2 separate regions of the Homo sapiens genome follow, and region 1 is linked to region 2. A link is a loop called in an ENCODE intact Hi-C map of the cell type or tissue named here. Cell type or tissue: natural killer cell. All regions are shown on one strand. Links, peaks and the distances in the headings refer to the core of each region. The heading gives the core; the rest is flanking DNA.

Evidence for each region. A loop is a pair of places that touch in the nucleus more often than their neighbours do. Peaks named below come from ENCODE experiments on the same cell type or tissue, not always from the same donor. Only the 100,000 strongest peaks of a DNase experiment are listed, where the experiment ranks them.
Region 1: a loop joins it to region 2, with 36 times the contacts of the local background. A loop is called at or near these places in 6 of 110 quality-filtered maps.

What each region holds. Positions count from the first base shown.
Region 1 is chr1:211,469,955-211,486,041 of GRCh38, reverse strand. RD3 (RD3 regulator of GUCY2D) reads left to right here. Exons shown (of 3, transcript NM_001164688.2): 2 at 4,616-4,922; 3 at 6,715-9,520. The coding sequence starts at 4,627. The coding sequence ends at 7,006. Among named protein-coding and RNA genes, the nearest start is that of RD3, 14 kb to the left of the region's middle. In natural killer cell, for the core only: CTCF peaks have their summits at 9,440 and 9,646 (motif pointing right); a DNase peak (open chromatin) is centred at 9,631.
Region 2 is chr1:210,575,211-210,591,297 of GRCh38, reverse strand. HHAT (hedgehog acyltransferase) reads right to left here. Exons shown (of 12, transcript NM_018194.6): 10 at 3,199-3,400. Among named protein-coding and RNA genes, the nearest start is that of HHAT, 250 kb to the right of the region's middle. In natural killer cell, for the core only: no CTCF peak of the experiment used is centred there; a DNase peak (open chromatin) is centred at 6,727.

The sequences.
Region 1 (16,087 bases), core at 4,790-12,789, 890 kb before region 2:
AGCCTCCTGAGTAGTTGGAACTACAGGCGCATGCCACAACGCCCAGCTAATTTTTTATATTTTTGGTAGAGACGGAGTTTCACCATGTTGCCCAGGCTGGTCTCGAACTCCTGAACTCAAGCCTCCCAAAGTGCTGGGATTACAGGCATGAGCCATCGTGCCTGGCCTATCCTAATTTTTTAAAACAAGGATTCAATCAGTGTTCATGTGTTTGAGGCAGGTTGTAAGTGCCTTTGACTGAGTGGGAACCATTCATCATGGGAAGACTCTGAGGTCACCATGGCGCTGCCACTCGCCAGGTGGTGAGCCAAGTGCGGGGGCCTTGGGGCTTACACTGAGGAGTTGGCTCTGCCACGGTGGTGAATCTGGAGCCAGGCAGTGTAGAAAATTGTGCCAGACACTCACCAAAGGTCACTCTTTCTGTTGTTTAACAGACCTCCCCCAGGCACCACGTCCTTCCCAGTCTCAGCCGAGGTTCAGGTTCTGGGGATACCCTGGGATAAGGCAGCCCCCTCTGGAGTCTGTCTAGCCTGCCCTCCTGCCTCTCTGTCTCTGTTCTTCCTCCCTCTGTCTCTCCCTCCCTCCTTTGCCCTTAAGAACTTAATCGGACCCACTGAAGAGCCTTCTGGGGGAGCAGCTGGCACTGGGGACAGAAATAGCACCAGCAGAAATCTTGTTTCTGCCAAAGCCTCCAGTCCTGGCCAGAGTTGCGGGAAGTGAGGGGATGGGGAGGAGATGACTCAGAACACCCTCCTCCCCTGTTGAGACCCTACACCTGGGCCAAAGAGGCTTAGAGCCCACAAAATTCAGGACTCAGGTGGGATCACTCCACTCAGCCCCTGCCATCTGGAGATGGGGGAGGTGGGTCACAAAGCACCTTCTCTAGCGGCCAGCTCAGGTCGGGAGCCTTAAGCCCAGGGAAGCAGGACCCCATACAGGCTGCACCCCAGACTGTACTCGGGCTTGCTTCTGGCCTTACTCTGCCTTGAGGTGAAGTGTCTGGGGGTCCAGGAGACATGCCACCCTGTGGGCACTTCCCTTCGAGGTCAGGCTTAGGGACTGAAATCAGAATTCCCTGCCAGACAGTCGCCCGCCCACTTCCCCACAGAAGGGGCCACTGAGCAGGGCAGACAGCACTGCCAGCGAGCAACCCTAAGTCAGAGGGTGGCACAGAGGTGGCTGGTTGCAGGGGTGTGGCTGGGCCTTGGAGGTGAAAGCTGGGGTGTCCCCACACGTGTTTGCAAGGCCCCTTACCATGTGGGATGAAGCGGAGGTGGGAAGAGAGGGAGGCAGGCTGAGGGCCGAGAGCAGTCCCAACCCACCTCCATGTGTCAGAGAAGAACTCTGAGGAGTCCAAGAATGCTGTCTGAATCTCACCCTCCATGTTGTTAGGAAGGTATAGTTCACAAGGGAGGAAACGGAACATACTTTATTTAATAGTTTGTTAGCTTATGTGGCTGTGGCATGGATATTCTGCAGTCAATTTGCCCTGGAGGCAAAAGTTTTCTTCAGTGTCTTCCATTTCTTCTCTCACATTTCTCCCGGCCACAGGAGAACCCTCTGCTGCCAAGCCACTCTCTTGCTCTCTTCTTTCAGCTCAAATTCAAACCCAGATTAAGAAGAAAAAAAAGCTCCCTAAGGAGCTTTGGAAAATGCCTTCTTGTTCAGGATCAGGTCAGGTCAGGTCTGTGGGGCTTGTTCCTTGATCCAACTGTTATAGCTTCTCCATCATTTATTCGTTCCTTTGTTCGGGCATTCATTCATTCATTTGTTTGCTATTTATTAAGTGCCTACTGACTACATGTCCAGCCCCAGGGATGGAAAGGTGAATAAGGCACAGGCCCTGACCACATACCACACCCGGGGTCAGGGGAGGTAGGCAGTCACGTTCCGTAAAGTGCTCCTGAGCTCTGAAAAGCACCTGTGCAGAGTGCAGTCAGGGGACAAGGTAGAGAGTGGCCACATCTACCTCGGAGATGGGAAGGTCAAGAAAAGCTTCCGAGGGTGCTGACCCTAGACCTGGTCTCCATGTAGAATGGGCGGGCATTTCAGGCAGAGGGAGGAACATGACAAAGGCATGGAGCTGTGCAGTAGCCCAGCACATTCAGTAGCCCTTGCAGGAACAGTGACTCCGCATGCTCGCAGTGCTCTTCAGTGGCTACACCATTCACTCTTTTGGTGCTAAGCATCAATCTAACCCATAGACTTTTAAAAATACAAACACTCCAGGGAAAGTGACACATTCAGTTACAGTTACAGTCCTTGTGCCTGAACTGATGGAATCCTTTAGCCTTAGGCGAGGCTCCTGATGCTCATGGCTCTCTGGCCATGACACCCCCACCCCTGCACTCCCACCCCCCAGTACACACAGTACTACCCAACCTCTTTATTCTGGGCACATAAAGCAGGTAAGGGCTAAGAAGTAAACGTCCTAGCTGCTACTGACCCCAGGAGTAGGGTCTAATGGTTCGTCCTTTCGTCCCACTCTCCCAGGAAGCGGTCAGCTGTGTAATCTGAAGCCTCCATTGGTGATAGGCTTAGGTTGCGTGGAGAATGAAAGTTCTCAGATTTCTTTTTTTTTTTTTTTGAGTTGGAGTCTCGCTCTGTCACCCAGGCTGGAATGCAGTGGCACCATCTCAGCTCACTCCGCCTCCCCAGTTCAAGCAATTCTCCTGCCTCAGCCTCCTGAGTAGCTGGGACTACAGGCATGTGCCACCATGCCCAGCTAATTTTTGTATTCTTAGTAGAGATGGGGTTTCACCATGTTGGCCAGGATGGTCTCAAACTCCTGGCTTCAAGTGAGCTGCCCTCCTCGGCCTCCCAAAGTGCTGGAATCACAGGCATGAGCCATCATGCCTGGCCTGTTTTCAGATTTCTTAATTCTGTTGGTTGCTAAAGGAGTTGGTCATTCAAGTCTCCATCGGTAAGTAGAGATTTAGCTGTGGCCTTCCAGAAGGCTGCTGCTACCCCATCATAATATTCTCCTTTGTGTCTGATTATTTACCTTAACAATTCATTTCTCTGCATTAAGCACTGGGGTGCAGGGTGATGGGAGGGTGGCCTAAAAATGCATGTGTCCTCTGGAGGTGACACCTCCTTCATCACCATGCTGTTGAGACTGAGTTCATCTGACCTCTTTTCTCTGCGTATGGAGGGTCTAAGCAGAAATGGGATCATTGGTGCATGGAAGGGGGAACGGCTTGGAGGGAGAAAGGTGCAGAAAGATGAAGTGAGACCCCTCGAAGACCCACTTCAGGCTTTAGCTCGGGAATGTCATTTCCCTTCACTGTTGTCAGAAGCACAGACCACATCTGACAGGTCATGGAGTAGCTCATTCACCCATTCATTCATTCGTTCATTCATCTACTCGGTCTGTCCTTCACTAAATTTGTATTTAGCAGGCCTGTGTGGGGGCTCCATGATGAGTTAGGCTCGCTGCTGTCAGACCTCCACCTGTCTCACCTTGTTCTATGGCTGGATCCTCCCTCCACCTGGGACCCCTTCTCCATCAGCCCATGTGTCTGAAGCCCGCACTCACCTCTCAGCCCACTCTGGCACTTTTCACCATCTAGGGTCACACCTTCCCCTCCCACATCAGTGCTGACTCTATGCTTCACCAGCAGAGTTCCCTCTCTCCATTGATGTTGCAGCGTTTACTCAACAAATCTTGCCTCTCCTGGAGAGCAGGATCCTGGCATCATCCTTTCGTGTTTATGTCCCTCCACAGATGTGTACACAGTGCTTGATTAATGCTGAATGAATGAATGGTGGGTAAGTTGGTTTTTTTCAGGTTAATGTTAATCCATACAGTTTTTTTTTTAAACGGAGTTTTGCTCTTTTTGCCCAGGCTGGAGTGCAATGGTGTGATCTTGGCTCACCCCAACCTCCACCTCCCGGGTTCAGGCAATTCTCCTGCCTCAGCCTCCCGAGTAGCTGGGATTACAGGCATGCACCACCACATCTGGCTAATTTTGTATTTTTAGTAGAGACAGGGTTTCTCCATGTTGGTCAGGCTTGTCTTGATCTCCCAACCTCAGGTGATCTGCCCATCTTGGCCTCCCAAAGTATTGGGATTGCAGGTGTGAACCACCATGGCTGGCCAACCCCATAGAGTTCTAAGTGTCTTTCGTCAATAGGCTGGAGGCATTTAGAAGCTGAGGGTGTTTTCCTGGTAGACTGACATAGGATGTATCTGTTCTGAGTGTGTGTGTGTGTGTTCCCCTTAAGTCATAGGGAAAGCTTGTGCTCAGCCATAGTCCATGTGTTTCCAGCTTTGTTGGGAGTTAGTGAGGATTCAGGAGGCCCTTTCTCTGGGCACAATCCTGGGGATGCTTTAAGGATCATAATCACAAGAGTCTCTTACTTTTATGTGATGTTTACAGTGTACAAAGTTTATTCACAACTGCTTCTCACAACAGCCCTATCTTGTCTTACAGAATTAGAAATGATTGCTCAGGGAAATTAAGCCACCTACTTGAGGCCACTCAACTGTTAGGGCAGAGCAGGTCTTCTCTCCTGGGTCCCAGCTCTCCTCTCTCCCCCTTGGGTTCCCAGGTTCCCCACTCTGACTAACAGAGGGGCCCAGGAAAGATGCACATCTGTCCTGTCTCAGCAGGGCCAGGGGCTATGTCTCTCATCTCATGGCTTCGGTGGAACGAGGCCCCATCCCGGCTGTCCACCAGGAGCCCTGCTGAGATGGTGCTGGAGACGCTTATGATGGAGCTGACGGGGCAGATGCGAGAGGCTGAGAGGCAGCAGCGGGAGCGCAGCAATGCGGTCAGAAAGGTCTGCACCGGTGTGGACTACAGCTGGCTGGCCAGCACACCCCGGTCCACCTATGACCTCAGCCCCATTGAGCGGTTGCAGCTGGAAGATGTCTGCGTTAAGATCCACCCATCCTATTGTGGGCCTGCTATCCTCAGGTGAGCACTGGGATGGGGACCCTTGCTGGGCTGCAGGCTCCAGGAAAGGTGGCTGCAGTGGCAGGGGCCTGAGGCCACCAGGACTAGAGTCAGGGAGCCTGGATGACCTAGTTATCTGTTAGAAGGAGCAAGAGGGGAAAAGGAGTCTGAAAGAGACCATGAAACGCTGGACTAGGGTTAGGGGTCCAGCGGGAGGCAGGAGGCAGCTCCTGGAGGCGCGTGAGTTTTGATTCAAGAGAACACAATACTTTTGAGTTTTCTCTTCTTCCTGCCCAGATTGTTATTGTCCTGGATTTTAACTTACCTGGCTTCTTTTCTCTTGTCAGTTTATCTTCAATATTACCTTCTCGGAGAAGTTTTCCAGACATTTCTCCAAAGTCAGATTCTTAATTATCTTAGCTTATGTTAGCTTTCATGCTAGTCTGACCACAGGTGAGTGTGTGTGTGTGTGTGTGTGTGTGTGTGTGTAGGAAGGGTTCAAACAAAACCCTGGGGCACTGCACATTTAGAGCTTGGGTACAACAATGTTCCTTGAATATAAATGTAACCTTACTGACTTACTGAAGCTGTGACCACATGGTCCTGTCTCAGAAGGATTGGTGCTGATGTCAAGGAAGCATCGAGTAATTTCAAAATAACTCAAGTTCTTTGTCTACATTTCTCTTTGTAAAGGAATATAAATCCACAATAAAACATCTTAAAACTCCTGTTAGTCTCCCAAAATCTTCCCTCACCCATCCCTTTAACCAACATATGCATTTATTATACACCTTTTTCTTTGAAATTCCCTTCAAAAGCTCCTCTCCTTCAGCCCCTTTCACCTTCTTCAGCCCCGTCCACACTCCTTGGTTTTTGCAGAGCTTTTACCATCCCTCCCCTTTCTTCCTCCAGATGGAGAACCTTACTCTCCCCCAGCTCTGATTCTGTACTGTGGAAGCCTCCAAAGTGTATCTATTCCAGAAGCACCTGGGGACGGGGGTGGGTCATGGGGTGGAGCTGCTGAAAAGGGAATCTGGGCTGGCAAATCAAGCCTCAAAAGTGAGGGGGAAGGCTGGGTACACACAGGTCATGATTGTCCTGTCTCATTTCCGGTCTCATGTCACTGCTGGGAAGTCCTGACTCTCAATCTGGTGGAGGAAACCTGGTATTAAATAGACTTGCTAACATTAACTTGTGAGCTCTAAGCAAAGATAGCCTAGGCAGAGTAAACAGCTTGGGAAAACACAGGGCCTTGGGAGAAGCTGGGACATGTCGGGGCCACAAGTGATTCTTCCCAGCTGATGTGCAGGGTCTTCCAGGGAAGTATCAGGGGACCCCTGTGCATGGCAAACAGCTCACCTGGAAGGAATATCACAGGGGCAGTGACATAATCAGATATAGGTTTCAGAAAGATCATGCTGGCCAGTGGGTGGAGAAGAGACAGGAGAGGCTTAGCCAGAAGGCTGCCACGGCAAAGGGCTCCCCTTAATGCTTCGTCATCAACAACCTTAGGTAAGTGTCAGGATCTTTACATATCTTAGTTCATTATAGCTCACACAAAGGCAGCTGTCATCTCAGATTACAGACGAGGAGGCTGAGGCCAACTGAGGCCAGAAGTGGCAGAGCTGGGATTTGAACGCAGGATTGGTTGAAGCAGTAGCAGCGTGGGGTGGTTCCTGATTCGCTTCAGGAGCAGAGTAGAGTGGACTAATTGGCCATGAGGATGCACGGGCAGCCCCTCGGGGTTAGACGCCCGGGGTGCCAGACCCGCTGTTGTGGGTGAATGTCCCCAGCGCCCTCCCCTCCCGCCCAGGTTCCGGCAGCTGCTGGCGGAGCAGGAGCCCGAGGTGCAGGAGGTGTCCCAGCTCTTCCGCTCGGTGCTGCAGGAGGTCCTGGAGAGGATGAAGCAGGAAGAGGAGGCCCACAAGCTGACGCGCCAGTGGAGCCTGCGGCCCCGCGGCAGCCTGGCCACCTTCAAGACCCGCGCGCGCATCTCGCCCTTCGCCAGCGACATCAGGACCATCTCCGAGGACGTGGAGCGGGACACACCGCCGCCACTGCGGTCCTGGAGCATGCCCGAATTCCGGGCGCCCAAAGCCGACTGACCCCGGCCGCTTCCCTGCCCAGAAGCGGAGCCTTCTGCAGGGGGAATGATAGGCCGGTGACCGGAGCGCCGGGCCCTGGAACCTCCCCACCTAGGCCTGACGAGGAGACCCAAGAGGCGGCCCCATCCCAAGACGCTGCTATAAAATGAAGCGACTCCCTGCCCCATCCTCTTCCTCTGGCCACAAAGCTGAGTTAGGTCGTAGAGCGGCACCGCCCTCTCCCTCTCCTGCGCTAGTCTGCAGGAGCAGCCCCTTCCCTAACTGGCAGATTCAAGGTTTTGGAAGACAGACCATTGCCCCATCCTCATCTCCTGGTTCTGTCTAAAAGGGGACAGTTGCCCTGCCTTTTGGCAAGACCTAGGTTCTCACCCCAATTTCAGGGATGTCCCATTCACCCCCCTACCCCCATCCCCAATGAGAAGGGACCTGTTGGCTGGTATGCCTTCTTGCTAGTGACTGGCTGAGCTCACCACTGCAGGTGGGTCACACACAGCCTCATAGGCAGGCACAGCTGGAAGGGACCAGAGAGACATTTAGATCCACTCTCTTCAGCTAGTAAATGTGGAACTTGAGGCTCAGAGAGGGACACTTCTTCTGCCTTTAACTGCAGCCAGCTCCTCATGAACAGTGAGATTGTTCCTGCATGAATAGTGTCTGTTCCTGAGTTTGGAATCCTGGGCTATGAAGGGACAGGTCCAAAGGCTACATCTCTACCTACCTGTGGCCTGATCCATCTCTTACCTTGGCAGTGGGATGAGAATCTAAGCTGCTCTCCAAGAAGTGTAGCTAGGGGTGGAGGTAGGTTACTCATTACCCCACGCCACAATGTCATCGCATGGGCTGTGGCCAGTCCCTAACAGCTTCTTCCAGAGGCTCAGCTCCAAGGACTTCAGATGCTGCCCTAAAGAGCCCAGGTTTCTCAATTCCAGGGTTCCGCTTTCTGCAGCTGGTCACACCTGCTCTCTGGCTTTCTCCAGAAAGTGATGCCCAAACCCCTGACTGACCTTGAGGCAGCTGAGTGAAATGTTCTAGAAGAGCTTCCTGCAGCTTCATTGTCCTTCCCTTTTCTAACATGGTTAGGCCTTGATGATGGGCATGTGGATTACCCAATGTGTGGATCACCCATGGAAAATCTGGAAGGCCAGGAGGCCTTCCCACACACTCTGGGGTTGAAGTGGGGTGTAAGGGGGATGGGTGGGGAAGTGTCTACCCTCAACTACCAGCACACATGCAGAAAATGCAAGTGGACCTTAATAGTAGCCTAAATAAAATACCCGGAGGAGATATAATCAACAGGGGGGAAAAGTGTGTATTCCCTCAGTGGAAAAAAGTTTTTTTGAATGATTTGGTTTTGAACTTCCCTTTTGAAGTTTTTTTGGATTTTCACTTGAATCTGGACAGAGAATCATAGGATGGTGGAAAACCTCTGATCCAACACTATCAAGATGAAAGAGTTGATTGGCTTATTAATGTAATTGGTAGAAGTTGAGAATCACTTAAAATATACATCTTAAACATCTTACGTATTTTATTTGAAGACATAAAAAGTTCACTTGGTTGCCAAACTTTTTTTTTTTTTTTTGAGACTGAGTCTCACTCTGTTACCCAGGCTGCAGTGCAGTGGCGTGATCTCGGCTCACCACAACCTTTGCCTCCCGGGTTCAAGTGATTCTTCTGCCTCAGCCTCCTAAGTAGCTGGGACTACAGGCACGTGCCATCACCCCAGCTAATTTTTGTATTTTTATTAGAGATGGGGTTTCACTATGTTGCCCAGAATGGTCTTGAACTCCTGACCTCGTGATCCACTCGCCTTGGCCTCCCAAAGTGCTGGGATTACAGACATGAGCCACTGTGCCTGGCTGCCAAACTTTTGATGTGGGTCCAAGCTGTGCTTTTTTGTGACCTATATGTTTTGTCTGGTGGGAGTTCTACACTTAAGTTTTCTTGGTTTGCACTTTAATCATAACAATAAGAACAACTGGCGTAAAAGAGTTTTGGAACAAGCAGAAGTGACCCTTGGTAAGCAGACTGCTCAGCTGGTAGGGGCAAAAGTGTTGGGGGAGGATTAGAAAAAGGCCTCCACATTGTGGGCTTTCCGGGTGCCCTGGATGTGGGTCAGCAAATGTTTTAGAGGAAGTAGTTAACCTGGAGGGAGATTCAAAGGAGGCTGGATAAGAGAATGTCTATTTTTCTCCTTCCCTATCACCTTACATGTACCTATTCTCCCCAAAGAGAAGGAAGACCTTAGGCTTTCAATGTGGTGTTCTTTCTTAAGTTTAAGTAACTGGCTGCCAATGAAAACCTTCCCTTCGAGCCGCAGGCATGTGGACAGAATCCACCACCCTCCTTAGACACTCCTCAGACTACTACAGGCTATCCCCAGCTGGTGGCTCTCAAATTCATGAGGGTCCAGAAGTTGTTCCTCTGGATTCAGGTTGTTAAAGGGACTAATGAGGTCTGCTTCCATTACTATTATTGAAACCTCAATAACCACAAATAAAAGAACAAAAAGTTTGAGAGTGTCCTTGTAAGTATCTGATGAGTGGCTGGTGTTATTTTGGAGGGGATGGGTTGAGTGTGTTCAAGACTACCACAGCCAGCCTGTTTGCACCCAGCTCAATACCACTAGCCACTAGAGGGCGTGGGTGGGAGGCTTGTACTACTTGGTGACTACATTTTTTTTTTTAACTTATGAAAATCTTCAAACACAAAAATGTAGAGGGAGAAGTTTAAGAAGCCCCATATACCTACCATGAAAGTTTAATAGTTACTAACATTTGGCCATATTGTCTTTATTTTTGTGTGTGGAGTATTTTAAGATAAATCCCAAGGTGTTGTGACAATTCACCCCTGAATACTTCAGTATGCACTACATAGGAATAAAAACTTCTTCCTATATAACTATACTACCATTATCACTCCTAACAAAATTAACAGTGATTCTTTAATATTACCTAATGCCCTGTCCATATTCACATTTCCCTGTTCCCAAGAAATGATTCTTGCCGTTTATTCCTTTGAACAAGGATCTAATCAAGTCCCACACATTGACAAGAAAATTGCAGTTTATTTTTTTGTTGTTGTTATTTTATTATATTTTATTTGCAGTTTGTTTTACAGTGGTCATATAGTATTATGTAATTCCATAATGAAGCATTGCTTAAAGATAGAGTGCTTACGGAACACTCATGTTAACATGCAATAAGTTAGTGACTGAACACAAATGATAAAAATTCTGCAAATTAGCCTAATGATACGCTTTACTCAGATCCTCGTTATGTTATTTGATTAAAATTCTTCCATAGTCGGAACCAAGATTCCTTCATACTTTGAAACGTAATGTTAAAAATTGGTAGTGGCCTGGGCATGGTGGCTCACACCTGTAATCCCAGCACTTTCGGAGGCCATGGCGGGGTGGGGGGGCAGATCACGTGAAGTCAGGAGTTCAAGACCAGCCTGGCCAATATGGTGAAACCGCATCTCTACTAAAAATACAAAAATTATCTGGGCATGGAGACACATGCCTGTAATCCCAGCTACTTAGGAGGCTGAGGCAGGAGAATCGCTTGAACCTGGGAGGTGGAGGTTGCAGTGAGCTGAGATGGTACCACTGCACTTCAACTGGGCGACAGAGCCAGACTTTGTCCCAAAAAAAAAAAATTGATAGTGACAATATATCTAACCCGACTTTTCATTTGATGAAAATACTTGTCACATCATATGTTTTATTTACTAGGACATGCTTGCAAATAGCAACCTAAAACCTTCTCCCTTTTTCTTGCCATTTAGAAACAAAACACTAACATTTATCAAAATAACTCAGGGGAAATCTGAAGAATTCCAATAGCAGATAATGAAAAAAGTTTGTCTATTTTTGATGCCATTGTTCATCACATAGTTAAATTTCAGTCTATGTCTTAATATTCATATGGTCTCCCAAAAAAACACAATGTTACTTCAAAATTTATTCATAGACAAATTATTTTTAGAAAATTATTTTGATTTATTACCTTGACTCATTTGTTAAAAGGGGAAATTGACATCTATTTCCCTTTACAAATATTATTACATATTGCATCAAATTAGCATTATAATATTAAGGTGCTAAAGACAAAAACAAAAATTATTTCTTTATCATATTCAAGGCAAAAATAATAATTTAAGTTTCTAAAAATGTGCAAGTTTTTATATAACCGTAAAAGGTGTTCACAAGCCAATAGAGGTTGGGAAGTGTTTTCTAAAACATTTTATTGTATTGCATTCTAGTTACAATTCCCTTGTTGAAACAAACACAATATTCTTAAAGCTCGGCAGTAAAACTTGGAAGTTTTCCAGCTCAGTCTCCCAACTCAGCTAGGATTTGGTTCAGGGAAAATTACATTCCAGGAACAAGCTGTTCCTCTCTATGTGAACTGAGCACTGCAGCTAACTGCTTCGAAGCCACTTCTGGCACCTGCTCAGGGCCATAGGCCTCTCTAGAATCCAAGGCAAAGGGGGATACAGTTGAAGTTAACCTCTCCTTAGTAGAAAAGAAATCAAGCCACTAGGGAAAAAAAAAAAGTCTCCAAACTGTAAAAGGAACAGGGGAAATGTGTACTTTATCCAAATAAGCCAGCCCAATAATATTGCTGTGGACAGAAAAGGCTTTGTCATCAAGAAACTCTTTTATTAACATTTTAATGACCCTTTACAGTTTACAAAGTGCTTTCACTCATGTCATCTCACTTGATCTTGACCAGGGATTGAGGTGCATTATGTTTTGTTTCAGATTGGGCATTATGTGGCTGCCTAGAACTGGAAGCCAGAGTTCCTTCCACATGCTGTCAGCATTATAGATCTTTCTGTGTTCTTGGAACAGTCCCCAACTACTCTATCACTGTACTTATCACAAAGTGATGTCAATGCACATGCTTTTGCTGTCGCTTCTTCCTCTCACTTTGCTGTTCCCCCGCCTCCAGTAGTTTGTGAAATCCTTAAGTGCAGGAAGTAGGTCTTTTACTTCTGTGTCCCCATCTTCTGGGCACACAGTAGGTACTTTACAAATGCACTTAACAGATAGGTGAATAGGGACACCAACATAGAGAGCTTACCTAGGACAGAGGCAGAGTGAAGAGAGGAGTGAACACTGAGGCAATTATGATACATCTGTATCATTCATTAGATTATACATTCTTTGAGGCACTATGGTGCTCATGTCTCATTTCAGTTTGTGTAACTCAAGATATGTCACTCAGACAGTAGTCAAAAACCTAAGAATGTATTCCTTTACTCATCAAATATTTACTGAACAACACCATGGGTAATAATTATAAAGGAAATGGGGCAGAGGTGTGGTTACCCATAAGCCTTCCAGCCAGATAAGACTCTTGCTGTCTTGAAATTATTAATGATTTTTTAACAAAGGTCTCCAAATTTAATTTTGCCCTTATGTAGCTGGTCCTGATGGCACCCATAATCGGGAAGTTCAGGGTTGTTACTGACCAAACCTGAGCGCAATGGAATGTGCTCTCTCTCCTCCTCCTCTTTTCCTCCTTCTCTCAGTCTCTTTTCTCTTCCTCCCCTTCTCCTTCTTTTTTTCCATCTCTTAGCTCTGTCTTCTTCTGTGTGGTGGTTGACTCTTTTTTTTTTTTTTTGAGACTCCAAGTCTTCCTCTGTCGCCCAGGCTGCAGTGCAGTGGCGCGATCTCAGCTCACTACAAGCTCCGCCTCCTGGGTTCATGCCATTCTCCTGCCTCAGCCTTCCGAGTAGCTGAGACTACAGGCACCCGCCACCACGCCCGGCTAATTTTTTGTATTTTTAGTGGAGACGGGGTTTCACCGTGTTAGCCAGGATGGTCTCGATCTCCTGACCTCATGATCTGCCCGCCTCGGCCTCCCAAAGTGCTGGGATTACAGGCGTGAGCCACCGTGCCCGGCCAGTGGTTGACTCTTAATCCCCTCTTTAGTGTGATCACATCCCTCCCTGCAACTAGAAAAGATGGCTGCTGGTAGTTCAGGCTGATGTGTCCCCAGTTTAGCACTCCCAACACCCATATACTAATCCCAGAGGAAGACCTTGTGGCAGAGCCTGGCGAGTTAGTCACCAAACCTGCTTTTCGTTCTGCTGAACTCACAATTACATGGCATTTCCAGCCTCCCTTTCCTTGGCAGTAGCCATGTGACCAAGTTTGGCCAATAGGATGTGAGCAGATATGAAAGCCTCCATTCCAGTTTGGCCCATTAAAAACCTTCCAAAAGTGATTCTCTGTTCTCTTTCCCCATTTGCTGGCTGAATGGAGAGGACTCTGAGACCCAAGAAGAGAGGGTAGTCACAAGATGAAAGGGGCCTGGGTCCCTGAATGACCACATGGAAGGCCATATTGGACTTCTTATGTGAATTACAAATATACTTCTATTTGTTAAACCACTGAGATTTGAAGTTTATCTCTGCAGATATTGGAGTAACTGACCTGTAACCAACATACACCTTGATTGCCCCTACTTGGGATGTCTACCACCATTGGACCAGTTACTATTGCTGGGGAATGAGGTACTAAGAGTGACCTAGCCTGGATCATGTGCCCTTCTGGGAACCTAGGGCACCAGATCACAGCCCCACTAAGACCACATGAAGTGAAAGGGGGGTGTTGTTGCTACAAGAAAGTGGATGGGAAAATATATGAGATGCCCCTGCCGACCCTGAAATCAGCTCCCAAAGCTCTGCCTAAGAGAGCAACCCAAAATCTCAAAGGGTCAAAAGATGTACTCTTTGAAAATCTGAATAGCTTAATATTAAAATGACTGTTGTAATATCATCTCAGTTCTTCCAAAGACCTTAAAATTACCTTTAATCTCATATCAAGGTAATTCGCAGAAGCTTCCATCCTACTTTTATTCTTGCTTCAAAGACGACAAATAAGGTTCCAACTGAAGGTCTCATGGGTGGGAAAATGAGAAAGTTTTTTTGTCTAACTGTCCGTGGCCATATCAACCTTCTGCCCAGGTGTAGATATATACAGGAAGAAATGACAGTCACTCATTGTCCCTACTGTGAAGTCAGCTCACTATTATTGCTTTCTGAGAAACTTTTCGTTTTGTTTTTTTTGTTTTTTCTCTGCCACTCCATCTTATCTTAAAAAGTTTCCTGTTTTTGTTGTTGTTTGGTTGGTTGGTTGGCTTGGTTTTTTAACCCATGAGCAGATTTTGCTCTTACTCAGGGGAACAAAAGGAATTTAACGGTCTAGATAAAATTGTTTGAATTTTGAGGCTATTGAACATTCTGGATTATAGTTCTGGTGAAATTATTCTGCCACTTACATCTTTGCAAATCATTCACTCTCTTGAGGCTCCTGTTCCTTATCTATTAGAGAAGCATAGATACCTTTCTACTGCCCAGGCTTGTGGTGAGGTTTAAATAAGATCAAATGCTTTCCCAACTATAAAAGAACTTTCAAGTTTAAGATCTTACAGTTGTCTGTGACAGTCTTCTCTTCAATTAGTATGGGTAACTGAAAGTCGATTGAACACACTGAAGAGCACTTTTCACCTTCCTTCCTCTGGAGTGTCCAGACCTGGCTCTTTAATCATTGCCCTTGAGCCCAATTTCCCTCATCTTTTAGATCTGTGGTTCTCAAGCTTGGCTGCACATTAGATTATCTGGCACCCAGGCCACATCTCAGGCCAGTTAAATCAGAAACTTGGGATGGGACTCAGGCATCAGTTTTTCTAAAGTTTTCTAGGTGGTTCCATTGTGCAGCCAAGGCTGAAAACTATGGTTTTAGATTATTCTTTCTGGGGAAATCAGGAAATTCTCTGTTGGCACAACTGAATCTATTTAACTCTAACACATGCACAAATGATTTCATTTCAATAGATTAATGCGCTTTGGACCTATTACAATGGTTATGTGATCTTATGTTAGAGATAGATGGTTGCAAAGTAGTTTATCACATAGATGTTTATCAGCTGTGATCGATGTTTATCATCTCCTTAGCAGCATTCAGGAAATGCTTGAAGATGAGATGTATCTTTTTTTTTTTTTTAGACAGAGTCTCGCTCTGTTGCCCAGCCTGGAGTGGAGTGCAGTGGCACGATCTTGGCTCATTGCAACCTCTTCCTTCCAGTTTAAGCAATTCTCCTGACTCAGCCTCCCAAATAGCTGGGGTTGCAGGCTATTTTCATATTTTTTTTTTTACAAATAAAATACCACCATGCCCAGCTAATTTTTGTATTTTTAGTAGAAACAGGGTTTCACCATATTGGCCAGGCTGGTCTCGAACTCCTGACCTCAGGTGATCTACCCACCTCAGTCTTCCAAAATGCTGGGATTACAGGTGTGAGCCACCATGCCTGGCCAAAATGTATCTTGTCAAGAGTGCTGCAAATACCATTTTATAGCAACTAGAAAATGGAGAGGGTGATAAGATCTGAGCTTTTTTTATAAACCTGCAAGAATACAATTACATAGGATGAAAATTATCTGGTGTCTGTTATGGACACTATTCATAAGGGGTGAGAGAGAGAGAAGAAGAGAGAGAGAGAAAATGAGAAAGTTGTAATCCAGCAGGTAGAAATAGCTGTCTGGGAGTGGGTTGTAGGGAACTCTTTCCTGCTTCTTGTGCCAAGTGGTAGAACTGGGAGGGAGGCAGCTGGAGCTAGTAAAGGTGAGTGGGAGGGTGCAGGTGCTGCCCTTGTCCTCAGAACAGGTAAAAGTGACATGTTTGACCGTTGGGCTTAAAGCCATCTTCAGATGCGAGCCGGTCCTGGGAATCAAGTTTGTTCTTATTTGCAGAGGTCCCGTGAAGGCCCCCTGGTGGTCACGGGCGGCTCAGCCAGAGAGTCCATTGTGCTGGCTGTGGGATCCCCATGGATCAGCGCCTGTACCGGAGCAGAGTGCGCTCTGAGTGCACCATTCTTCTCCAGCCGGAAGCAGCCTCCCTTTGCAGGTTTGCCCAGGATAGCCTTTGGCAGGACAAGAGACTTGCGCCGTCACATCCTCTCTCAGCTGCAGACATGGAGCACCTGCTGTGACATCTACAAACAGTGTGACCTTGGCACAGCTACTTAACTTTGCTGAGTCTCAGTTTTCTCATTTGAGTAACAA
Region 2 (16,087 bases), core at 2,786-10,785:
TCTCACTTGTTTGTGGGAGTTAAAAATTAAAACAACTGAACTTGTGGAGACAGAGAGTAAAAGGATGATGACCAGAGGCTTGGAAGGGTAGTTGGGGGGAATGATGGTTAATGAGCACAAAAATATAGCTATATAGAATAAGATGTAGTATTTGGTAGCACAACAAGGTGACTGCAGTCAACAATTATTACATATTTAAAACTGACTGGAAGAGTATAATTGGATTGGTTGTAACGCAAAGAAAGGATAGATGCTTGAGATGATGGATACCCCATTTACCCCCATGTGATAATTAAACATTGCATGCCTGTATCAAAATATCTCATGTACCCCATAAATACAAACAACTACTATGTACCCACAAACATTTTTTGTAAAGAAGATATGACAAAGAAAAAATAATTTTTGTTATTTAGAGATCTGCTAATCTATCTTAATAAAACAGATGAAGGATATACACCATGAAGAAAGGGTGTGATGGTTAATTTTATTTGTAAACCTGACTGGGCCCAAATATTCACTTAAGTATTATTCATGGGTGTTCTGGTGAAGGCGTTTCTGGATGAGATTAACATTTGAATCAGTAGACTGAATAAAGCAGATTTCCCTCCCTAATGTGAGCGGGCCTCATCCAATCTGTTGAAGTTCTGAATAGAATAGAAAGCTAACACAATATTTTTTTCTGTCTTCAAGCCTGACTGTCTTTGAGCTAGGACACTGGTCTTCTGTTGCCTTTTTTTTTTTTTTTTTTTTTTGGACTGGAACTTACACCATCAGCTCTCCTGGGTCTGAATTTCTCAGCCTACAAAATCACATGGTCTAATTCTGTATACTAAATTTCTTTACCGTCATCCCTATCCCCCTACCAAAATACACACACATCCTATTGATCTGTTTCTCTGGAGAACTCTGAATACTACTGAGGATGTGAGGGGCATGCATAATTAACTCACAAAGCCAGTAAGTCTTCATTTGGATTTTGACAGAAGAACAGGAAATTGATTCATGAAAAGAGAGGGAAGAAGGGTAACCTAAGTGGGGAAATAGTTTACTCAAAAAATTGTGTGCATTTGGATGTTGTGTGGAACTACATAAGAAACAGGGTACTGGAGGAAGATTCTATGTCTGGGCAAGTGGAGGAAGAACTAAATAATCAACCTGATATGAAAGCACTAATTGTGCACTGATTTAACACTGAGGCTCACTCAGACAATGGGGATAAACAGAGTAATGGGAACCTGGCCATGTACTCAAGGAGTCCATCGTCTAAATAGCTGTAACTGCCTACCAGGCTTGTAGGTGATAAAAATAAGTTTCATATATTCTTGCTCAATAAATATGCAAGCCAAACATCATACTTGCAACATATAAGACAAATATTTTGCCAAAAAAATGCATATCAAAAATTACTATGTACCAAGGTACCTGAATTGTAGATGGAAGGTCAAGTGAGGTGAATGAGTGAGTCCTGGAGCAAGGTGTGATGGAGCAAGGTAGACAAGCAAGAGCTTCATCCTGTGAGTAAGTGTGCTTGATGCCTTGATTTATTTTGAACCAAAATGAACAGGTCACAGGCTACATGGCACAGTTGGGTTACTCGAATGTTTTAGATTTCTAAAATTATTACTAGCATAAGCTATGGCTCAAAGGCCACAGAGCACTGCTTAACATTAAGTTCAAGGTTAATGTTACTTGCTTCATGAAAGAGCACAGAAATGTGTTGCAGGGCTACAGACTGGGCTGAAAAGAACCTTCTGACTTTCAAAGGTGGTAACTGTGTTTTCAGGCTTTGGAGCAGAATGCTCAGATTTGAGGATGAAGATTAAAATCTTTATGATACCATCCTTTTTGGTTTTCCTGTGTGTTACATAGCCATGGCTTTCACTGAAATAACATTTTCTGTTAGAATCCACTGGCATTTCTTTCCTGCTGATGGCTGGAAAAATATTTATCTTTATACATACATGAGCATATTTAAATCCCCTCCAATGTGTTGTTTGACTACTCGGTTTATTTCAGTTTTTATTGAAATAACTGTCCACTTGTACTATGGCTATCTTTATAAAAACATATGTAAATGTATTCTGTTTTGACAGGGCTTTTTAAAGTGCATTTGCTTTAGTTATTCACACTGGGTGGAATGTAGCCACATTAATCATTTTTCAAATTTTCTGTGTGTGATTGCCTGCCATGAACACTGATGCCAGCACATTTCTTTTTAGCTACTTTTTTCGGGGTTAGAGGAATATTGCTACATCTTCAGAACTGATGATTTCCTACAAGATTGTAATATATCATATATCACATTCGCAAGATAAAAGCTATGCCCATAGTTTAAAATCACTTAAAATATATGTGTAAAGAGAAATGCTTAATTGATTTTCCAAATCATTTTCCTGTAAAGTTGAACTGCTTCTTAAAAACCTTAGCTGTTTTTTATACTACTATATACAATACCTATCAAGGATTTAAAATTCCAGTTATACTCAGTATTAGCAAGGTCATTCTTATGCACCATTGGTAGAAATACAAATTAGTGTACTTTTGTCTACAGGGCAGTTAAGAGTTAATAAGCAATATACATAATGAACATTAAAGATGAGAAAAACCTTGAACCTGGAAATTTCACTTACGAGAATTCATCCTGGTTATGATATTCATCTTAATACAGTTGATAGTTGCAAAAAATCTTTAGAATAATATGATTACTAATAATAGGAGACTAAAATAAATTATGGCATATCCACGTAAGGGAATTCTATGTAGCCATTAAAAAGGGTGGTTAGGTATGGACTCAGTGACTTAAAAAGGTGGTCCCGATACAATCATCTCTCTGTAATAGCATTTGTTTTAATGTTATATACATATGTCTGTTTGTATATACACATGGAAAAAATTTAGAAGAATGGATCTTAACATGGTTTCTGTTGAGAGGTTATTTTCTTGTTTAAATGTTCTAATTTTTACATAATACATTTTTTATAGTTATATATACACACACACACCCATGCACAAACACACATATATGCACTACAGAAGCTTCTTTTCCAGCTGTCTTGCCTCTAGGCATATGGACTTTGAACCAACCTAGTAGAAAGGGCCCATAGTGGGGGCAGGGAATCTGATGGCCCCATCCCTAATAAACCTGATCTGCCTAGTTCCACTGTCCCCTAACACAGCAGCAAGGATCCTGCTCACCAGACTGTCCTGGATGCAGGGAGTCTCCACCAGCCTCCGGACTCCATTCTCCACAGTGACTCCCAGCCAGTTGAGCGCTGCCCAGCACCAGAGGTAGTCGTAGCCGCCATGCCAGTAGCTCACAAATGCAAATGTCATCGCCGTGGAAAACAGTGTCCCCAGCAGGCCATGCTGGGACCCGCCCACTGGAATGTACACATACCTAGAGAAAGAAGAGGCTGTTAGGAGACATACAGAGGGCTGCCCTGCAACTCTATCTGCTCCCCAGCTTGACTATCCTGTCACATACTGCTGTTCACATATGCAGATCCTTCCTCACTTCCAAGAGGCCAGATTCCTTGGATTCTCCATCCCACAAGGAGTTGGCGAAAACCCAAGCCTTAGCTCTGCAGGGTGTTAGGTTAAATGAACACACAGGCTCAAGAGCTCTCATTACTAGAGCAAAATAGCACTTACAAGAGGCAGGGCAAGAAGTCATGAATTTAGAGTTTCTGAAAGGGATGGGCCCAACCCTGGAAATCCAATCACAGAATGGCAGTTAAGCTTCTGGCTACATGAGGCCAGCAACCTTCAAGGCAGGTGATATGGTTTGGCTGTGACCCCACCCAAATCTCATCTTGAATTGTAGCTCCCATAATCCCCACGTGTCATGGGAGGGACCCAGCGCGAGGTAATTGAATCATGGGGGTGGGTTTTTCCTATGCTGTTCTCATGATAGCGAATAAGTCTCACACGAGATCTGATGGTTGTATAAAGGGCAGTTCCCCTGCACATGCTCTCCGGCCTGGCGCCATGTAAGATGTGCCTTTGCTTCTCCTTCACCTTCTGCCATGATTGTGAGGCCTCCCCAGCCATGTGGAAATGTGAATCCATTAAAGTGTTTTTTCTTTATAAATTACCCAATCTTGGGTATTTCTTCATAGCAGTATGAAAATGGACTAATACAGCAAGTGTGGATTTTACAGCTCAAACTATTAAGTTTATGGTAAACCCATTATTTAAATGCAATTGGTAAGATCACGTTCCTAAACAGGCAGGAGCTGGGTGCAGCAGATGGGTGCCAGAGACGGTTCCCCAGCTTTCTAGGCAGGTTGCCCAGAAGCAGTCGTGAATTCACAATAAAGAAAAGAGCTCTGTGCTCACAGGGCAGCCAAAGTACCAGACAAAATGCATAGCTGTCCCCTGGGTATGTTCTCCATTGCTGAGACAGCTGCCTGAGTACGTAGAGACAGTACTATGTTCTTCAATCAGTAATTTCCTGCTTGAGTTGGACAAAACTCACACCTTGAGCTGTTAGGACCTGGAAAGCTAGGAGCATACCCTTCTTGCAATAGCCTTTTTAAAAAGCCCATAGGCCTTTATTGCTGATCAGTGCTTCTTTGTCCAACCTTCCTCCAGGAAGGAAAATGAAAAAATCCTTTTCTGAATACACAGTATGTTCCAAGTACTAGACACTTACATGTACCACTTTGATTCTTTAAAGCACCATATGTATAGTTTATACCTACTGCCCCAGCATTTTAAACAATTTAGCATTTGTCCTGTTTATATATTAATTTAGGGGAGGAGATCAAACTTGTTTTTGAAGAGGAAATAAAATTGTTTTTAGAGAGGAAATTGTTCTATTCAAAATGTTTTCAACAGGACTATTTTATTTTTAGAGATAGCATCTCTAGATGTTACCCAGGCAGGAGTAGAGTGGTGCAGTCACAGCTTACCACAACCTCAAACTCCTGAACTCAGATAATCCTCCCACTTTAGCCCCCCAAGTAACTGGGACTACAGGCATGCACCACCACACCCAGCTAATTTAAAACTTTTTTTGTAGAGATGATATAAAAGTTGCCTAGGCTGGTCTTGAACTCCTAGCCTCAAGTGAACCTCCTGTCTCAGCCTCCCAAGTGCAAGGATTACAGGTATGAGTCACTATACCTGGCTTAATAGAACAACTGTATAGGTAGGCAGGCTAAAAATAAAAACAACTTATCAGGCAATAAATCTTTTAAAAGACTCTATGATAAAACTGTGCCACTGGACAAAGACTCTCTCCTTGACTAAACTTTAGTCAAGCTCCTCTAAGCTCTCTAGGCCTCAACCTTGGTGTCCATCTTTATTGTAGCAAGAATCCTGCTAAGTCAGTTTAGAACGAACCCCCCACCTGCAATATCTGATCATGCTCCATCATCTGGCCAAATTCTTCATCACCTACTCTTGGTGTCTGATCACCCTGGCTGCCTTCAGGAGGAATCCTGTTAGGTCTGTTTAGCCAGAATCCTCCTATTTCCCAATGTTTCCTCTTAATATTCCACTCAATGACCCCCACCTTGCTCCTTGGCTATATCCCCCTTATCCAAGCTGTATTCAGAATTAAGCCTAGTTCTGGCTGGGTGCAGTGGCTCTTGCCTGTAATCCCAGCACTTTGAGAGGCTGAGGCGGGTGGATCACCTGAGGTCAGGAGTTCGAGACCAGCCTGGCTAACATGGCAAAACCCTGTCTCGACCAAAAATACAAAAATCAGCCAGTCATGGTGGTGTGGGCCTGTAGTCCCAGCTACTTGGAAGGCTGAGGCAGAAGAATCATTTGAACCCGGGAGGAGGAGGTGGAGGTTGCAGTGAGCTGAAAACATGCCACTGCACTCCAGCCTGGGTGACAGAGCAAGACTCCGTCTCAAAAAAAAGAGTCCAGTTCCATACTGAGGTCTCTTTTCCCCTATTACAACAGTTCCCAAATAATTTTTTTTTTACTGCTTCAACTACTACCTATCTCTGGTTTTTCTTTAACATCCTCCACTCTCAAATGTGTTCCAGTTTCCAGTTTAGATAATAAATTATTTGATCACCTTAGATAATCCCATTTTATGGGTGAGGAAACTGAGGTTGAGAAATTAATTTGCCCAAGGTACACAGCTGGGAAGGAGAAAGACAAAGATGCAAATCTGCATCTGTACAGCCAACTTACTGCTTCCATTACAACCCTGGGCTAATTTTTAAAGTCCTCTATATTTCACCCCAATCAGGAACAATTAAACTTGAAGGCATGTGAGAATGTAGCAGTTTCAGAAATAAGTAAAGCAAAGCCAATACTTTCCTTTGTGCAAAAACAGGACCATCTTGACAATCAAATTAGCAAATAGGCATCAAGCACTCACTACAGATTAATGGATATTCCACCTGCTGTTGAGCATGTCTTTAGGCCTTCAGGGAATTCCTGGCATTATGGGAAACAGACATGACTTTGTTCTTGCTATAAGGATGGGCAAACCTGCTTGTGAAACAATAGCAAACAATTCCCATCATTAAGCTATGTGACATGGTACAAAGTAGACCACAAAGGTTCCAGAGTGCAGGGGAGAAGGGTGTGAGTGAAGACAGTGGGGCAAAGGAGGCTGAAGGGCGAAGGCTCTCATTCTGACAAGGCCAAGAGGATGAGTTTTGCTAGGCAAAGAGAAGGTTGGGCACTGAGCCAAGGACACAAACGAGGGGTTGGATGACAAGTCAGAAAAGCCTGACAGCCCAGGGCACAGTAGTCTTATCCGGTGTTCTGCTGCCCCCCAGAGGCTGCTTGGTCATTGGTGTAGAATACTCAGCAGAGGCAAAAAATGGGCCACAATTCACTGCCTCCTACCTGCATGGAGGTAACTGCTGGCCCATCATGAGGCTGCCCTTAACTTTACGTAACCAGTGTTGTATGTAAAAATAAAATAGGGTAATCAAACCTATTGCAAAAGGATGAAGAACGACTTCTCTTTAAGGAAACTGTACAGATGGCTGTTTTATAAAACAGATTATCAAATGCTCTCTTCACCCAAGAGAAGAGATTTTTTTTTTAATCTTATCTCACTATATAAAAGTGAGCTGCAGCTGGGGACAGTGGCTCACGCCTGTAATCCCAGCACTTTGGGAAGCCGAGGCTGGGGGGTCACTTGAGGTCAGGAGTTCGAGACCAGCCTGGCCAACGTGGTGAACCCTGTCTCTACTAAAAATACAAAAATTAGCCAGGCGTGGTGGTGCACACCTGTAGTCTCAGCTACTCGGGAGGCTTAGCCCGGGAATTGCTTGAACCTGGGAGGCGGAGGTTGCAGTAAGTACCACTGCCCTCCAGCCTGGGCAACAGAGTGAGACTCCATCACAAAAAAAAAAAAAAAAAAAAAAATTAGCTGCACTGTATATGTCAGAAAACCATAGCACACAAACCTCTCATTCTCCACACCAATGGTACTTGATCTTAGATTCAACTCCAAGGAGGACATGTTTTCAAGCTTGTGATCAGGAAGCATCTAGCCCCAAAATTACATGCCCAGCTATTTTGGGCATCTCCTGGAACCATGGCTGTTACTTTGCCTTCAAAATGACAGCCAACAAAAATCTCTGAAAATTCCTTTTATTCCAGAAATTCATATATGGCAGGTCTCCAAGGACATGAGGCTGTTTGTCTCAAACCAGAAGAGGGTATAGCTTCAAGACTGGAAGATAAAAATCCCTTCTTTATTCCTAATTTATAGAAGACAGTACGTGTGGTAAAAAGGAGAGCAAACAGGTTATTTTCTTTTACAAATTCTACCATCTTCTGTCAGTTCCATGATTAATAAAAACAGAAACATGTCTCTTTTTTTAGAAAAGCAATAGTATGAAACTGCTTACTAAGATTTGCTGCACAATAAATTGATTTCCCAATGGAAGAAAGCAATCAGCACCACCTTCTCAGCAAAGCAAAACTAAAAAGATTGCTTCTCGTCAGTGACTATGTCAGGTTGAGTCTTCACGAAGCCTGCCTCTGCCTGGCCGGCTTCGCGTGGTCACTGCTTACAGAAAATGCTGCAGCCACCTTCTTAATTTAAAAGCATCTCACTGAATCAATGCACCACAGCAAACCCCCAACTCAGGAGGAGGAATCTATATAAATAGTAGACAGTATTGATGACTTCTACCCTTTACTGAGTGCCCATGCACCAGGTGCTTTATGCATACTATTTCTAATCATTAAAACAACCCTCCAAGGAAATAACTAGGCCTATTTTATATAGGAGAGGTAAAATCTGCTCCTAGAATGTTGTAGTTCCAGAAACCCCAGGGCTGGGTGCTTTCACTGATATATTTCTCGTTTAACCAAATCTTCAAAACAGTCTCCACAGAAACATCCACTGATGTTTTATTAACTGAAAAATGTCCTTTCTAGGAAAGAATTCTTGCTCAAGAGAATAATGATTACAATTTACAAAGGGATTTAAGCCAATGAGCTCTGTTAGCCACTGTTCAGTGTCAGAAGACAAGAGGTATAACTTCCGCTTTTGAACAGACTAAGTAGTTGCCCTCTGTCCCACAAGCAGAGATAACACCTGCTATCTCAACTCCCTGACATCCTGCAGACGTCTGCCTGTGTCAGAAGTGGGGCATAAAAAGTTGGTGGCTAGGGTGATGCTGAGTAGAGGTACACAAAGGGAGAAGAAAATATCTAGCTCCCTCATACCTACTATGAAAAACAACACAAATATACGCCCTACAGTGGGAGACAGGGGTGGTAACAATCCATGTGGTAAACGCATTAATCTTAAAATCGCAACACTTCTTTTTTCCAAGGACCTATACAATAGCTCCTTGGCTTGCTACATTATCACCTAACTCTATGACAGACTAATCCCAGACCCCAACAAAGTATGAAGATGAAGCACCAGACACTGACAGACATGGCTTTTACTACGGTTTCCTGCACTGAGCCGAGGTGGGCTTGCTGGTTTCCTGTAATCACTTACCCATTCCTCGGCCGGGCTGGGGCAGGCAGTTGCTGACATCCTACTCTAGCTCCACCTTAACTTTCCACCCTTATTTCCCTTCTCCCCACTTGGCTTTGGTGACAAATCCTAAAATCCTGAATAAAAGAGGATTTGACAGCTCCGTGCCTTTGGTCATACCATTTTCACATCTAGAAGACACTGCTCCATCCTCCCTGATTTTCCAACACCTACTCAGTCTACAAAATCCAGTTGATTTCCCAACTCCAGGAAGTCTCTTTTGCATTTTCCAACTTGCAATTTAACCCAGGAACCTACTGTGTGTACTGTCTGTTCCACTGATTGAACAGCTTTTTACCAAAATGTGTCTATTATGGGTGTCATTTTAACTCAATTGTAAGATTCATTCAGACAGCACTAGATATGTGATGTGTGTATGTGTATGCGTGTGTATGTTACACAGCTACTAGTCAACAGTACTTAAATACGTAACATAATTTCCATTTACTGCTGATAGCCTCGAATAGCTTTTAAACTTGTTAAAAATTGTCACCATTGTCATGGACCCATTATAAGCAACAGAAATGAAAGGATGATTGATTATAAGGTCCTGTACCAGGTACTGGGAGACTTTGGAAGACACCTATTCCTAAAGAATACAGAGCATTGAAAGATGCTGAAGTTTCTCCACACTTTGTAATCCTAATTACCCTACTAAAGTCAAAAGTATGTGTCACCACACCTCTGGAACTACTCCAACCCTAAGAGATTTACCACCCAAAGTAAAAGTACTAGTCCTTTAAAGAACAGAGCCTTTAGTGGCTAGGAAAGGCAAGACTTTTGTCCATGTTACACTGGTGGTGAGGTGACCTCACCTTGGCTCCATCTGGGCCCTGAGACCAGCCCCTGCTCAGGTTTCTCTTCTCTACAGAGCTGGCTGTGCTGTCCTGAGCCCAGCTCTCATGGGCAGTAGCTCCCCTGACCCAACCCTGGCTCTAGCTTTGGCCTTGGCCCACATTTTAGTGTTCTTTCTCACAGCCAGTGATGACCCTCCAGCCAAATCTCCATCTTCTAGGTAGTTCTCAGAAAGGAAGCTACATATCTACTTATAAAAAGTTTTCACAATCTACCCATCTGACAACGGTCTAATACCCAGAATTTACAAGGAACTTAAATGTATTTATAAGAAAAAAACAAATAATCCCATCAAAAAGTGGGAAAAGGATATGAACAGACACTTCTCAAAAGAAGACATTTATGTGACCAATAAACATATGAAAGAAAGCTCAACATCACTCAGCATCAGAGAAATGCAAATCAAAACCACAGTGAGATACCATCTCACACCAGTCAGAATGGTGATTATTAAAAAGTCAGGAAACAATAGATGCTGATGAGGCTGTGGAGAAAGAGGAATGCTTTCACACTATTGGTGGGAATGTAAATTAGTTCAACCATCGTGGAAGATAGTATGGCAATTCTTCGAGGATCTAGAACCAGAAATACCATTTGACCCAGCAATCTCATTACTGGGTATATAACCAAAGGACTATAAATCATTCTACTATAAAGACACATGCACACATATGTTTTTTGCAGCACTATTCACAATAGCAAAGACTTGGAACCAACCCAAATGCCCATCAATGATAGACTGGATGAAGAAAATGTGTGGAATACTATGCAGACATATAAAGGAATGAGATCATGTCCTTTGCAGGGACATGGATGAAGCTGGAAACCATCATCCTCAGCAAACTAACACAGGAACAGAAAACCAAACACCGCATGTTCTCACTCATAAGTGGGAATTGAACAATGAGACACGTGGATACAGACAGGGGAACAACACACACCAGGGCCTGCTGGGGGGTGGGGGGTGGGGGGAGGGAACTTAGAGGACAGGTCAATAGGTGCAGCAAACCACCATGGCACACGTATACCTATGTAACAAACCTGCACGTTCTGTACACGTATCCCCCCTTTTTTTTTTTAAAGAAAGAAAAGTTTTCAAAGGAAGATGTACACAAAAAGGAATATAATTTGCTTTTAATATTTTTCTGTCCAGTAGAGATAATAACAGCATTTTAACAAGTAATAACCAGCAGTTGGTTAATGGGCAACCACAGGCTTTGTCATCCTCCATAAGGCTAAGAGGAGTCTATTTTCAAAGCAGGGAAAATATTTTGAGCTGGGCTAATTCTCAGCTCCTTTACTAAAAGATGCTGTACATAAGCTTCATATGCAATTCTGAAAATTATCTATTAAAAATTCTATGCCCTCTTTGGCAACAGAACATTGTAGGGTTTATAAAACAGAAATTAAATTCAAGCTATATTTAGCCTACACTTCAACTTCTAGGTAAATGTAATTAGATGCCAACATTTAAATAATCTTTCTTTTCGCTCCATGAAGCTGGTAGTTCAGTGAGTTGAAGTATTGTGCTGATGAACCCAAGCTTGTAGCTTCCATCTTAGAGAAAGATTCAACCACAACTTCATAGTTCAAAACCCAAACTCTGGCTTCACAAAAGCTCTATCTTTCTCACAGAAAGAGAGGCTGAGAGAGTCTGAATGGCTCAGTCCAAGCACATTTGCCGCTAGAAAACAGCCCAAGCAGCAACAGTGGCGAAGTATGGGACAAGAAAGAGCGCAGTGCTTGAGAGCTAGAAGATGTGACCTTGGCCCTGCTCTGCCACTCACCAACTTCTGTAACCTCGAACTTGTCAAGTAAACCTGCTCAGCTTAAGTATACATACTTAGTATGCACTAGCAGCACTAAAACCTTCTTTGAGTATGAGGTGCTGTGAAGATCAGATGAGACAATATATAAAGACTCTGGAGATTTTTTTTAAATCATGGCAAGAACACAGTATGAAATCTACACTGCTAACAATTGTTTAAGTATATAATACAGTATCGTTAACTATAGGCACAATGCTAGCCAGTGGATCTCTAGAAATTCTTCATCTTGCATAACTAATATTTTATACCCATTGATTAGCAAGACCCCCTTCCTCTCACCCCCGGCACCTGGCAACCACCATTCTATTCTTCGCTTCTATGAGTTTGACTATTTTTTAACCTTTAAGTTTAGGGGTACATGTGCTGGTTGTTATATAGGTAAACTCATGTCACAGGGGTTTGTTATACAGATAATTTCATCACCTATGTATTAAGCCTAGTATCCATTAGTTATTTTTCCTGATTCTCTCCCTCCTCCCACCCTCCATCTCCCGTGTCTGTCATTCCCCTCTGTGTGTCCATGTGTCCTTATCTTTTAGCTCCCACTTATAAGTGAGAACATGCAGTGTGTGGTTTTCCGTTTCTGCTAAAGATAATGGCCTCCAGCTCCATCCATGTTCTTGCAAAGGACATGATCTCATTGTTTTCCATGGCTGCGCAGTATTCCATGGTGGATATGTACCACATTTTCTTTATCCAATCTGCCATTGATGGGCTTTTAGGTTGATTCCATGTCTTTGCTATTGTGAATAGTGCTACAGTAAACATCTACATACATGTGGAGTTTGACTATTTTTAGATCCCTCATATAAGTGAAATCATACAGTATTTCTCTTTCTGTTATGGGCTTATTTCGCCTTCATAGCCTTATGTATATAACTGGAATCATACAGTATTTGTCCTTCTGTTACAGGCTTATCTCACTGAATAGAATATTCTCCATGTTCATTCACGATGTTGCAACTGGCAGGAATTTCTTCTTTTTTGAGGCTGAATAATATTACATTGTATGTATATACCACATTTTCTTTATCAATTCATGTATCAATAGATATTTAGGTTATTTCTGTATCTTGGCTGTTGTGAATAATGCTGAAATGAATATGGAAATATAGATACCTCTTCTAGATACTGATTTCAATTATTTTGTATACTCAGAAGTGTGATCACTGAATCACATAGTAGCTCTTTTTTATTTTTTTAAGGAATCTCCATACTGTTTTCCATAGTGGCTGTACCAACAATGTACAAGAGTTCTATTTTTCCACATCCTCACCAACATCTGTTATCTTTTTTTTCTAGAAAATAATAGCCATCCTAACACATATGAAGTGATATCTCATTGTGATTTTGATTTTCATTTCCATGATGACTGGTGATATTGAGCATCTTTTCACATATATCTTGAAACATACAACCTACCAAGAATGAATCAGGAAAATCTAAACAGACTAATAACAAAGAGAATGAATCAGTAATTAAAAACCTCACAACAAAGAAAAGTCCAGGACCTGATGTCTTCACTGGTGGATTCTACCAAAAATTTAAATAAAAAGTAACACCAATCCTTCTCCAACTCATCAAAAGAACTGAAGAAAAAGAACACTTCCAAACTCATTTTATGAGGCCATCATTACCCTATACCAAAGCCAGACAAAGACATCATTAAAAAATTACAGGCCAACTGGGCGCAGTGGCTCACATCTGTAACCCCAGAACTTTGAGAGGCTGAGGCAGGCAGATCACATGAGGTCAGGAGTTCAAGACCAGCCTGGCCAACATGGTGAAACCCTGTCTCGACTAAAAATACAAAAATTAGCCCAGCGTGGTGGTGCATGCCTGTAATCCCACTATTTGTAAGACTGAGACAGGAGAATTGCTTGAACTCAGGAGGCAAGGTTGCAGTGAGCTGAGATTGCACTACTGTACTCCAGCCTGGGTGACAGAGTGAGACTCCATTTCGAAAAAAAAAAAAAAAAAAAAAAAAAAATCCTACAGGCCAATATCCCTAATGCACATAGATGCAAGAACATTCAACAAAATACTAGCAAACCAAATTCAACAGTACGTTGAAAGAATCGTTCGTCATGTTTAACTGGGATCTACCCCTAAGGTGCAAGGATGTCTCAACTTACACAAATCAATTAGCATGATACATCACATTAACAGAATGAAGGACAAAAGCCTTCGTTATCATCTTAACACATGGAGAAAAAGCATTTGGCAAAATTAAACAAACTTTTATGATAAAAACTCCCAACACACTAGGTACGGAATGAATTTATTTCAATACAATAAAGTCCATATATGACAAGCCACAGCTAACATGTTTGACATTGAAAAACTGAAAGTCTTTTTGCTAAGATCAGAAACAAGCAAGAATGCCCACTCTCACCACATCTTTTCAACATAGTATTGGAAATACTAGCCAGAGTAATCAGACAAGAAAAATAAATAAAAGGCATATGAACTGGAAAGGAAGAAATAACATTATGTCTGTTTATAGATGACATGATCTTATACGTAAAAAACCCTAAAGACTGCAAAAAAAAAACCCGTTAAACAAATTCAGTAAAATCAGAGGATACAAAAGTAACATAAAAATCAGTTGCTTTCCTGTAAACAATAAATGATCCAAAAAGAAAATTAAGAAAAAATATCATTTTTAAAAGAACAACAAAAAAGAATAAAATAGAATGACAAAGAATAAAATACTTAGGAATAAATTTAGCCAAGAAGGCCAAAGATTTGTACATTGAAAACCATAAAACATTGATGAAAGAAAGTAAACACACCAAAAAATGGAAAGATATGCTGTGCCCATGGATAGTGCTTTGGAGATTTTAACACTGCATACACATGAAAGGTTTATACTTACTAATAATGGGCCAGCAGCAGCATACTTCATTCAAGGAAAATCACATTAAGTGTTCTTTTTTTCTTTTTTTCAATGTTATTATTATTATACTTTAAGTTTTAGGGTACATGTGCACAACGTGCAGGTTTGTTACATATGTAAACATACGTCATGTTGGTGTGCTGCACTCATTAACTCGTCATTTAGCATTAGGTATATCTCCTAATGCTATCCCTCCCCCCTCCCCCGACCCCACAACAGTCCCCGGTGTGTGATGTTCCCCTTCCTGTGTCCATGTGTTCTCATTATGTTAAGTGTTCTTAACACGCACACGCACACACCCCAAAGGGGTACAGGGAAACTTTTGGAGGTAATGGATATGCTTATTACTTTATGTTGATGGTTTCATGGGTGCATGCATATGTCCAAACTCATCAAATTGTACACATTAATATGTGCAGTTTTTGTGTATCAGTTACACTCCAATAAAGCTGGGGTTTTAAAAAGCCATTATCATAATGAGTAGCATTCCTATATCTTTCATCAGCATTTGAAGACACCAAGAACACTGAACTGCTTTCTCAGGGATGTTCTTTACTTAAAACCATTAGTCCTAAAAATGTCACCATCAGATCCAGGTCACTTAGTGCTAAGGGGTCAAAGCTATGGATTCAACAGCCACATATACCTGTTGATTATGCTTAATCCAGATGACAGCCAGCTGTTCTCCACACACCTAACACTGGCTGCAGAGAAGCCTACAGAGGGTATGTGGGTGTGTCAGGGTAAGTCAGTACCTACTACACTTCTGTCTATCTCCAACATTTTGCCATCAAATAACTGTCACCCTTCCCCTCAGGTTCCCCCTTTATCTGCCAAGTAGAAAAGTCACCTGACCAAATCCTTTTCTTATAATGAGTTACTGCAGTAACTAACTGTCTAAAGAAAGTCCTTATACAGGTTTACACATTTTATCAGTTTAAGTGATCTAATGATGTCCTGGAAGATCAAAGTTCTGATGACACATGTGTCTTTGTGGTATTACAATCTTCACACCAGAGACTGCAAACAAACAAGCAAAGCAAAGCACCAAAAGCACTTTTTAAGATGTCATGCATCAAAACTAGCTCTCAGTCACAAACAGGGACATGCCAAGGCCCAGGGGAGGTGTACACCAGAAAGGGGTATATACTGTTTCCCTCCCTGGGGTTTCTAACCCTCTTCTTCTGTTTGAGAGCACATTGAAGTCTCAGCATCCCCAGGGCTCCCAGGCCCAGGTCTATTCTGGGTTATAAATAAACACCATATAAAACAGATTCTTTGGAGGTTTGGGCAAAGGAGACACAGTGGGAATTTACACTCTTTAGTGCTGCAGAGCTGAGTCTAATTGCTAATAAAAAGGTCCTTGAAGCCTCAGTTTAATAACCACCAAGATTTTCTGGCTGCCTGCCTGTCTTCCCACCTTTCTCCTAAGACGATGCTGAAAGCATTTATAAGCTTCCCTAGGCCAAAGGAAAAGGTGGGGGCGGGGTAGGGGGTACTAAAAGCCAGAAGTAAAGG